Regions from separate parts of the Homo sapiens genome. Here all the other regions are linked to region 2. Evidence: chromatin contacts called from ENCODE Hi-C data. All regions are on one chromosome and are shown on one strand. Each heading gives the region's core, a stretch centred on a gene start or an enhancer-like site at or near the end of the contact. The rest is flanking DNA. Distances are from core to core; before and after follow the strand shown.

Region 1 (2,700 bases), core at 176-2,675, 2.0 Mb before region 2:
TGCAAGTTTGTCAGAAGAAAATATGAAATATTAATAATTGTTAAGGAATGTGATAATATGATGGACTAGGAAAATGTTTTTGGATTTTTAGTCTGGCTGGTTGTCTTACTTGCTTAATGCAATGATTGTTATTGTTACAATGCTTGATAGTCTAAAATTCCCCGTCACTAATCTTTTATATCCTAAGATATATCTCTAGTGCGCTGTATCATCTTCTGAAAATACAGCTCTAATCAGCTTCCTCATAACTGGAAAAGCATTTAATGGCGCCGAGCTTGTGTAAGCTCTTCAGGATAATATCCTTTAAGCTTAAGCCTCATCTTTCCAGGTTTCTCCTTCATCACATGATCTCCATACATTCTACATTTCAGTACTAAAAGTATGGAAATTCTTGAAATAGTTCATGCACTTTCATGTCTCTGCTTTTGGCTAGTATTCCTTTTGCCTGGAATACTCTTGTTGGGTCACATGAAGTCCTATTTATTCTTTTCTACTTAGTTCAAATGCTACAGCAGCCATGCATTCAACTAACATTTAGCTACCTACAGTGCCTAAAGTATGTCAGGCACTGGAGATACTAAACAATGAACAGTGACATATTAAAATAACAGAATATCTGTTCAGCTATTAAGATGAATAAGGTGGAGTTACACAACACTGACAAATCTCAAAAACATTATGTAAAACAAGCTAGCTGCAAAAAGATGTACACATTACAGATTGCATAAAGGTGGTTAGGAGAGTGGTTTCCTTAGGCAAAAGGAAAGAGAATGAGACGGGGTAGAGCTGACAAAGGACTTCAATCACTTATATAATCATTTATTTCTCCAATTCAGTGGTGAGTACACATGTGTTATAGTTTTGTTTCTACCTTTTTTCTGTCTAAAATCGTCTATTTAAAAAAAGCATCTTTAAGGCTGGATACCTTCCTGAAGGCACTGGAAATCTGTCATACTGCCACTAACTTAAAATTACCTTCCACCTCTTGCATTTCCCTTTGTTTCCTGTTTTGACATTGCGCACACATTAGTTAGTACACTAGGCCTTAAGAGTGGAAACTGCCAGGTACCAGCTTTAGCTAGATTAAAACATGACCCTCTTCCCAGGAGACTCCTGACCGGTTTTCTCGTCCTCCAGGGACCCAGCTAGGATTTCAATGAACTTTGGCCTGAACCCCTCGGCCGACCCTAGAATAATCGCCCTTCAGGCCCGGATTGCTTCTGCTCTCACCTTCCCTCAATTCATACGGGGGGCAAAACCAGACTGTATTTCCCGCAACGAACCCTGGAATGCTTCGCTTTAGCGGACTCCGGTCCACTCCCATCAGAGGATGCCCTTCTTTCGCCTCACCTCCAGCCCAGCCGCAGCGACCCGGCCGGGCCCAGCGCTGCAAGCCTCAGGTCTCTCCAGCAGAGCTGCGCCTCTGCTCTCCCCACACTTCCCTCCGCAACACCACTTCCGGCCTACCTCACAAATTCCCCATTCCAGCCGAAAAGAACTGGATCGGCCCTCTGCGCATGCGTGAGACCGGGGCGGTGTCCGGGGGTGCCGGGAGCGGGCGGTGCAGGCTCCACTTTTCCACTTCCCTACGCTCTGTCGGCAGTCTCGCGGGATTTCCGCCTCTCGCGGGAGTTATTTGAATGCCAGGGCGGTAACGACTCCCTAGGCGCCTGGGGCCCTCTGACAAGAAACCCTAGGAGACACCGCGGAGAACTCTGCCTCTGAGCTGGTGGGCGGGCCGGATGTAGCCGAGCGCGGACAGGGCTAGTCCGGACAGAGTCCCAGAGCCATGGGAGCGAAAAGAGACTGCTGCGGATTAAGGAGGCCTTTCGGTTGGCGCAGCAGCCACACCACAACCAGGCGAAGCAGGTAGTGGCGCTGAATCGCTCCTGCCGCGGGGTAAGCGCTCCCGGCCCGCGCCCGCCCCAGCCCCGACCTGGCGGGGCCAGGACGCTGGTTCATACACTCCAAGGTGATTTTCATAGTCTTTGTGGAAGAATTAGAGAATTTTGAACTTTGATATCATTGCACGTGTTTACTTATTTAGAGAATCGCATTGTGTTTAATAATCATAGTATTCCTGTGCGACTCTTTAGGTTAGCAGATCATTGATTTTTAACATAAAACTGCATTTCATTAAATAGATTTAAATATGTATGTATATTTCTGTCCTCTAATGATTGTAACAAAGCAGATTTCTTGATCATTAACAAGATAGGTTCGTGCAAATAAGTGCATCTTTGTCACAAACCAAATTTTTTTGTGGTTGAGATATATATTTATATATATATGTGAAACAAAAAACATATAAAGGAGAATATATATATATTCTTATATATATAATATATACTGCTTTATTTTTTTGGGTTGACATATATATGTCATATATAGTTTTTTTTTAAATTCTACCTTAAACAGGGAAACATGTTAGATACAGGAGCTTGAATTTCAACTCTGAAACTTAATGCGACTTTATCAGCATTTCTCTTTCTCAAGCTACTTACTTCTTGTAGGATTACACAGTCAAATTTTTAAAAATTTTTGATTCTCCAACTGGATTTTTTTTTTTAATTTTTGAGACGGAGTCTCACTCTCTCGCCCAGGCTGGAGTGCAGTGGCGCAGCCTCGGCTCACTGCAACCTCAGCCTCCTGGTTCAAGCGATTCCCCTGCCACAACCTCCCGAGTAGCTGGGATTACAG
Region 2 (2,757 bases), core at 95-2,594:
TCCTAAGTTACCTTCAAAGGTCATAAAAAATGATCTTAGGACATTATTACAATGATGATGCTTTCCACTGGGCATGTTGTTATTTGTTTCTTGAACAGGAAATATATTAGCGTAACTTTTAAATTAAAATGATATAAAAGTTATAATTGAAAAGTCTTGTTTCTGACTGCCTTACGTATACCTAGCTACTTTTATTAGCTTTTCATATAAATATAAGTAAATGTGACTAATGTAGTCTTCTTTTTTTCCTTCTTACACAATAATTAGCTGTTTGACACTCTTCCGGATATTGTTTTTGTCACTTAACAACATAACTTGGTGATCCTCCCAGAGCCGAAAAGCTCTCCCAGATATGTTTCAGGGCAGCGTAACCTTCCTTGTTCTTCCTTCACTGAGCATGTTATATGTGGAAAGAACACATCCCCACTTGGGGAAACCAGATAAATTGTTTAAATTATTGCAAATGTGAATGATTTTAATGTAGAAATAACCTTTTTCATTCCACATTAATCACAAATACTGTTCACAACCCTTCGTAATAAACTTGTCTCCTGCTTATTTTTTTTTTTCTGGTATTCCTTGTGATTAGAATCTCTCGCCTTGGTATCCGCTGTGTTCAAGAGCAGAACAGAGCTTTGAACTTTACAGGCTAGTGCTCAGAATTAAAAGTGCTTAATGCCACCAAGATTTCTATTAAAAAACCCAGGGTAAAGGAAAAAGCCTTTTGCTTCAGCTGAAATGTTCTTGTAAAGGGCAAAATGGAAAATACAAACACCACTGCCGTTTGCTGGTTGGATACCACAGCCATCGGCACCTCCTGGAAATGGCAAGCCCATGAGTTCCTGATGGAAGCCAAGGTTAGTCTTATTGCATTTGAGAGAGTTAGAAAAGTGTCTTTCAGTGTGGACAGAGAGCCAGCAAGATTGTGAAGGTCAAAGAAAAATCCAATTATCCATAGCAAACACTGACCATACAATTAAATTACACCAGTCAGGAAAGCATCTGATCTTCTGCAACGGACTTCTTCCAGCAAATTTACCCTTGAATCAGTCTGGGCCATTCATTGGCAGCCAGCTGATCAGTTTCCTTCTGCTGCCCTGCATCCTGCAACATGTCTGTAGCAGATGTATCACTGCCCACCTACATCCCCTTGGCCCACCCCAGAGGTCACCTGCAGCTGCAGTGGTCAACTCCCAAGCACGCAGACATCTCAGCATCAAGAACCTGCTTCTCTCTGCCCAAGGGCTTTTTCTGGCCATAGAAGTATCCCCTGCACAGTCCAGATATGCAGGCTGGACAGAAGTTCCAGGGAGCTACCATTCCCAAGAGCAAGCCTCAAGCAATGCCTGGGAGATAAACACCCAGCTCCCTTGCTTGCCCCTTGCCTTGCTGGGGCAATGCCAAAGTGTGTGGTGCCCATACTCTCAGAGGGACACCAGTGCGACTGAGCCCCAGGTGGGACCTACTCATTAACATGCTGTTTATTGGCTTTTCTCTCTTCCCTACTGTCTCATCATTTTTCTGGGATTGACTCCTGTGAGAGCCTTGATCCAGTCAAGAGACAGAAACTACACAGTAAGTTCAACAGGACAAGTGTAACACAGAGTCATTAACTACAATGAAGAGTATAGATATAAGGAAACTCTACAAAGCAACCTAGAGCTACGAGGGAGAACTTAGGAAAAGACGAACTTGAGAAGGATTCAGACCTCTTGGGAAACGGTGAGGTTCAGCCCACGAGACAGCAGAGAAGTTAGCTGCTTTGGCTAGGCTGGAGCCGGCCTGGAATTGCTGGGAACCTCCAGGTGCAGCCAGCCTCCGTTGTGCACGCAGGGGGCGCCAATCAGCAACTGATGGTGAGGGATGGAGCCCGGGAGCTGGCGGGGGCTGCAGGAGGCTGCAGAAGGAGCGGAGCGGCTACTCAACGCCTGACCCTGCCAGCTAAGTGCAGCTGCACACAGGCCGAGCAGAAGCTTGCAAAGGGAGGCTGAGTCCCGGACCCAAGTGTAGCAAGCAGGGAAAGGGAGGGTAGGGCACCGGTAAGGGCAGGAGCCCTTCGGAGGCTCACTCTGTGCTGGGGAGCTCTGCTTTCCATGTCAAGAAGCCTGCACAAAAATTATCACCAAGCCGGGGCTGCAAAGTCACAGAAGGACCAGTTCCACCCGCTGTCCTCGTCCACCCACACTACTGAGCCGCGGTCCCCGCACAACCGGCGGAAACCCTCCTCCAGCTGCGGTGTCCTCCGGCGCCCTCTACTGAGGAAGCCTAGCATCGCGCGCACTTAAAGGAGACGGGCTCAAAGGCACGCCTTCGTTAGTCCCAGAGCATAAATTAATAAAGGGTCCATTCAGAGCTGAGAGGCACAAAAAAAAATTTTTTAAAAAGATAAATACACCTCCAAAGTCCCACTTGCACTCAAACCCTTGTCTCAGGATCTGCTTTTGAAAGAACCCAAATCACGACAATGTCAGACAGAGATGTGATTTTTGTTGACAAAAAGAGTCAGACTCTAAAATATTTAAAGAGATTTATTCTGAGCCAAATATGAGTCACTAATGGCCCATGACATAACCTTCAGGAGATCCTGAGAACATGACCCCAAGGTGATTGGGGCGTCACCTAGATGTATACATTTTAGGGAGACGTGAGACTTCAATTAAATACATTTAAGACATACATTGTTTCAGTCCAGAAAAGGGAAAGTGGGGAGGTCTGCTTCCAGTTGTAGGTAGATTTAAAATTTGTCTGATTTGTCAA
Region 3 (2,700 bases), core at 160-2,659, 2.6 Mb before region 2:
GTCCCCTTTCATAAATAATAAGGTTCCGACGGCTGCACCGAATGTTCCTCCTTTCAACGAGGTTGGGCCGAGGTTGGGCTCCCAGCTGCTGGGACATTTTTAGTCCATCTTGGACTCTCACCTCTGCCTCCTGCTCAGCTGTCAGAATGCCAGGCGGCTCTGCAGCCCAAAGCCCACTCCGTTTTAAACTTGCTCGTTTGCAATCACGTAACCCGCTACTGACGACAGAACCCTCAAGGCCCATTTATATGCGGTTCTCAAGTTTAGGTCTAGGGAAGTTTCCAGGAAGCTTAGTGTTCGGGGAGGAATTCGTTTTGCTTTTGCTAATCAAAGAGACACAAAAGCACAGCTGAGTCCCGAAGCTGGCACACGGGAAATCGAGGTACCACTGTCCCCTCACCGGAGCGCGCAACAATCACTTGGGGAGCGGGGAAAAGGTTTCCACCTTCCCCGAGCCTGGGGCACCTTCGCTCCCACCGCCCCAGCTGGTGGTGGTCTCGACACCACGCTCGTTGCGGGGTCACACGCCAGAGCTGGAAAGGGGAGGTCCAGCCCCAAGTAAAGCGACAAAGTAAGGACACAGTGGTGGCCAAGGGCTGTCTCCTAACCCCAGTCCCGAAAGACAGTGTGGAAAGTCCGCCGGCGCGCCAGCCCTTGAAACTCTGCCGGTCCGGCCGCGGCCCCTCCCCTGCGCGTCCCCACCTGTTGTGAAGCTGCCCAAGCTCCTTCTTGCCCAAATGCTTTGGAAACTGCCAAAGGACACTCAGAGGCCAGGGAATGTAACAGGCAAGCATAAATATGCAGAAGAGATGGAACCAAAATAGCGGGCAGGCAGGGCCGGCGCTCGTGGGGGTCGGTGATCTGGAGCCGGGCCCCCGCCGCCGCGGCCGCGCCAGCAGTGCCAAGACCTGGCGGGCGGCGCCGGCGCACTCCGGGCACCGAGTCTGCAAAAGAGGCCCTGAGCGGACCGCCGGACACCTCGCAGACTGCGGGCAGCGGTGGTGGCGGCCGCCTCTCCGGGGCTCCACGGCCGACCCGCCGCCCGCCGCCGCCATCCCCGGCCCGCTCCTGCCGGGTCCCCGACTCGAGCCCCGGAGGCGCCCGCTCTGCGGGACCGCGCAGCCCGGCTGCATGGAGCCCGGCGCGGTGCCCCGGCCGGCCGAGCCAGCCACGGCGCGAGAAACCGTCGCCCGCCACGGCGAGGGCAGGAAGAAGATGGCGGCTACCGTGGCGGCGGCGGCGGCGGCAGCGGCCTCACACGCGTCGCTGACGCCAATGGCTCGCGCCGGTCGGCGGGCCGCGGATGGCGGCGGCGGCGGCGGCGGCTCGGGCTCCGGCGAGGGGCGGGGCGAGGCGGGGAGGGGGCCGGCCGGAGGCAGAGGCTGGAGGGAGGCGGCGGGGACAGTTTGTTGTGCTCGGAACATGGCGGGCGTCGGCGACGCGGCCGCTCCGGGAGAAGGCGGCGGTGGCGGCGTGGACGGCCCGCAGCGGGACGGCCGCGGCGAGGCGGAGCAGCCGGGCGGCAGCGGCGGACAGGGGCCCCCGCCGGCGCCTCAGCTCACAGAGACGCTGGGCTTCTACGAGAGCGACCGGCGGCGGGAGAGGCGCCGGGGCCGCACAGGTGAGGCGGGCGGCGCTAGGCCGTGGCGGGCTCCGAGGGGCGGACTGGGGACCGAGGGCGGCGGGGGCGCCTTGGAACCCCGGCCCCCGAGCCGCGCGGCTGCCGTTGCCTCCCGGGGCTCCCCAGGCTGTGGGCGCGCGGAGCCGCCGAGGCTGCCGAGGCTCCGCGGCCGTTGACAGTTCCTCGGGCGGGTTGCGCGCGCAGCCCCGAGGCCCCCGCGGCCGCGCCAGGCCAGGTGTGCCCTAGAAGGGGTCTGCGGCCGGGAAAGTTCTGTCCGGGTCCTTGCATCGCCCTCGGAAGGTCTTAGGTTAGCGGGCATCTCCCACGTCTCGGAGCCCAAACGTGAGAAGCACACGGCTGATTTCTTAATTATATTCATGCCAAGGTGACTTTTTTTGTTCTGTATTTTAAGCAAACTTGAGCCATAGAAACCTGTTAACTTGCCCTGCAAGTAGATTTTTCACAGACAGCTGACGGTGTGGTAGTGACCATGAAGTTCAGTAGTTTTGCCCAGTACAGAAATATTTAACACTCCATAAAATGTTGCATCTGAACTTTTCCTGAACTGAAACTTATGCCAAAAAAATTACTAGATGAGAAAATGTGTACTTATGAATCCTACATTCAATGACCAGTTTTAAACGTATTGTTACAATGTTACAGTTTCTATAAGCTGTAGGTTTTTATTCTCATTTTAAAAGAATTTTTAAAACTTGCATTTGTATTCATATTGCAGTTACAGATTAGTTTTAAATGAAAAAAGGTTTTGAGATGGATGTCTTCTTGAATATAGAGTGAACCCAACGTTTTAATTCTCAAGCTGTAAACAGCAACTGAACCATAACTCCATTAAATTTCTTCCAACTAAAAAATTACTTCTGTTGTCCAAAAGGGGCTGTGTTAGCCGTTATTTCCTGAAGTTCATGCAAATAACTAAGTTGTGAGGCTGATTACATCATTGATTGTACTTGAGTACTGAAATTTTAAAACTACTTAAGGGGCATAAAGTTGATCAGATGCGATTCTAATTGATTTGCTGATTCCCAGAACTGGACGTAGGTTCTATTTGAAGCAGTCTA

Evidence for each region. A loop is a pair of places that touch in the nucleus more often than their neighbours do. Pooled maps may share reads with other maps.
Region 1: a pooled map shows a loop between it and region 2 (7-fold over the local background). The contact joins the promoter of FAM200B here to the promoter of LINC01182 in region 2. A Hi-C loop is called at or near these places in 5 of 50 pooled maps.
Region 3: a loop to region 2 is called in a map of CD8-positive, alpha-beta T cell, with 2.7 times the contacts of the local background. The contact joins the promoter of TAPT1 here to the promoter of LINC01182 in region 2. A Hi-C loop is called at or near these places in 2 of 168 maps with a recorded cell type or tissue (CD4-positive, alpha-beta memory T cell and CD8-positive, alpha-beta T cell) and 4 of 50 pooled maps.

Annotation. Positions count from the first base shown.
Region 1 is chr4:15,680,552-15,683,251 of GRCh38, reverse strand. FAM200B (family with sequence similarity 200 member B) reads right to left here and starts at 1,425. Exons shown (of 2, transcript NM_001145191.2): 1 at 1,351-1,425. It also overlaps a transcript of FBXL5 not described here. RefSeq lists enhancers at 1,156-1,205, 1,216-1,455, 1,626-1,925.
Region 2 is chr4:13,653,766-13,656,522 of GRCh38, reverse strand. It overlaps LINC01182 (long intergenic non-protein coding RNA 1182), which reads right to left and starts at 1,344. Exons shown (of 4, transcript NR_121681.1): 1 at 1,172-1,344. RefSeq lists an enhancer at 1,770-1,819.
Region 3 is chr4:16,225,180-16,227,879 of GRCh38, reverse strand. TAPT1 (transmembrane anterior posterior transformation 1) reads left to right here and starts at 1,409. Exons shown (of 14, transcript NM_153365.3): 1 at 1,409-1,621. The coding sequence starts at 1,423. TAPT1-AS1 (TAPT1 antisense RNA 1) reads right to left here and starts at 1,217. Exons shown (of 3, transcript NR_027697.1): 1 at 703-1,217. RefSeq lists an enhancer at 297-356 and silencers at 867-1,066, 1,127-1,196, 1,207-1,306, 1,317-1,366, 1,477-1,856.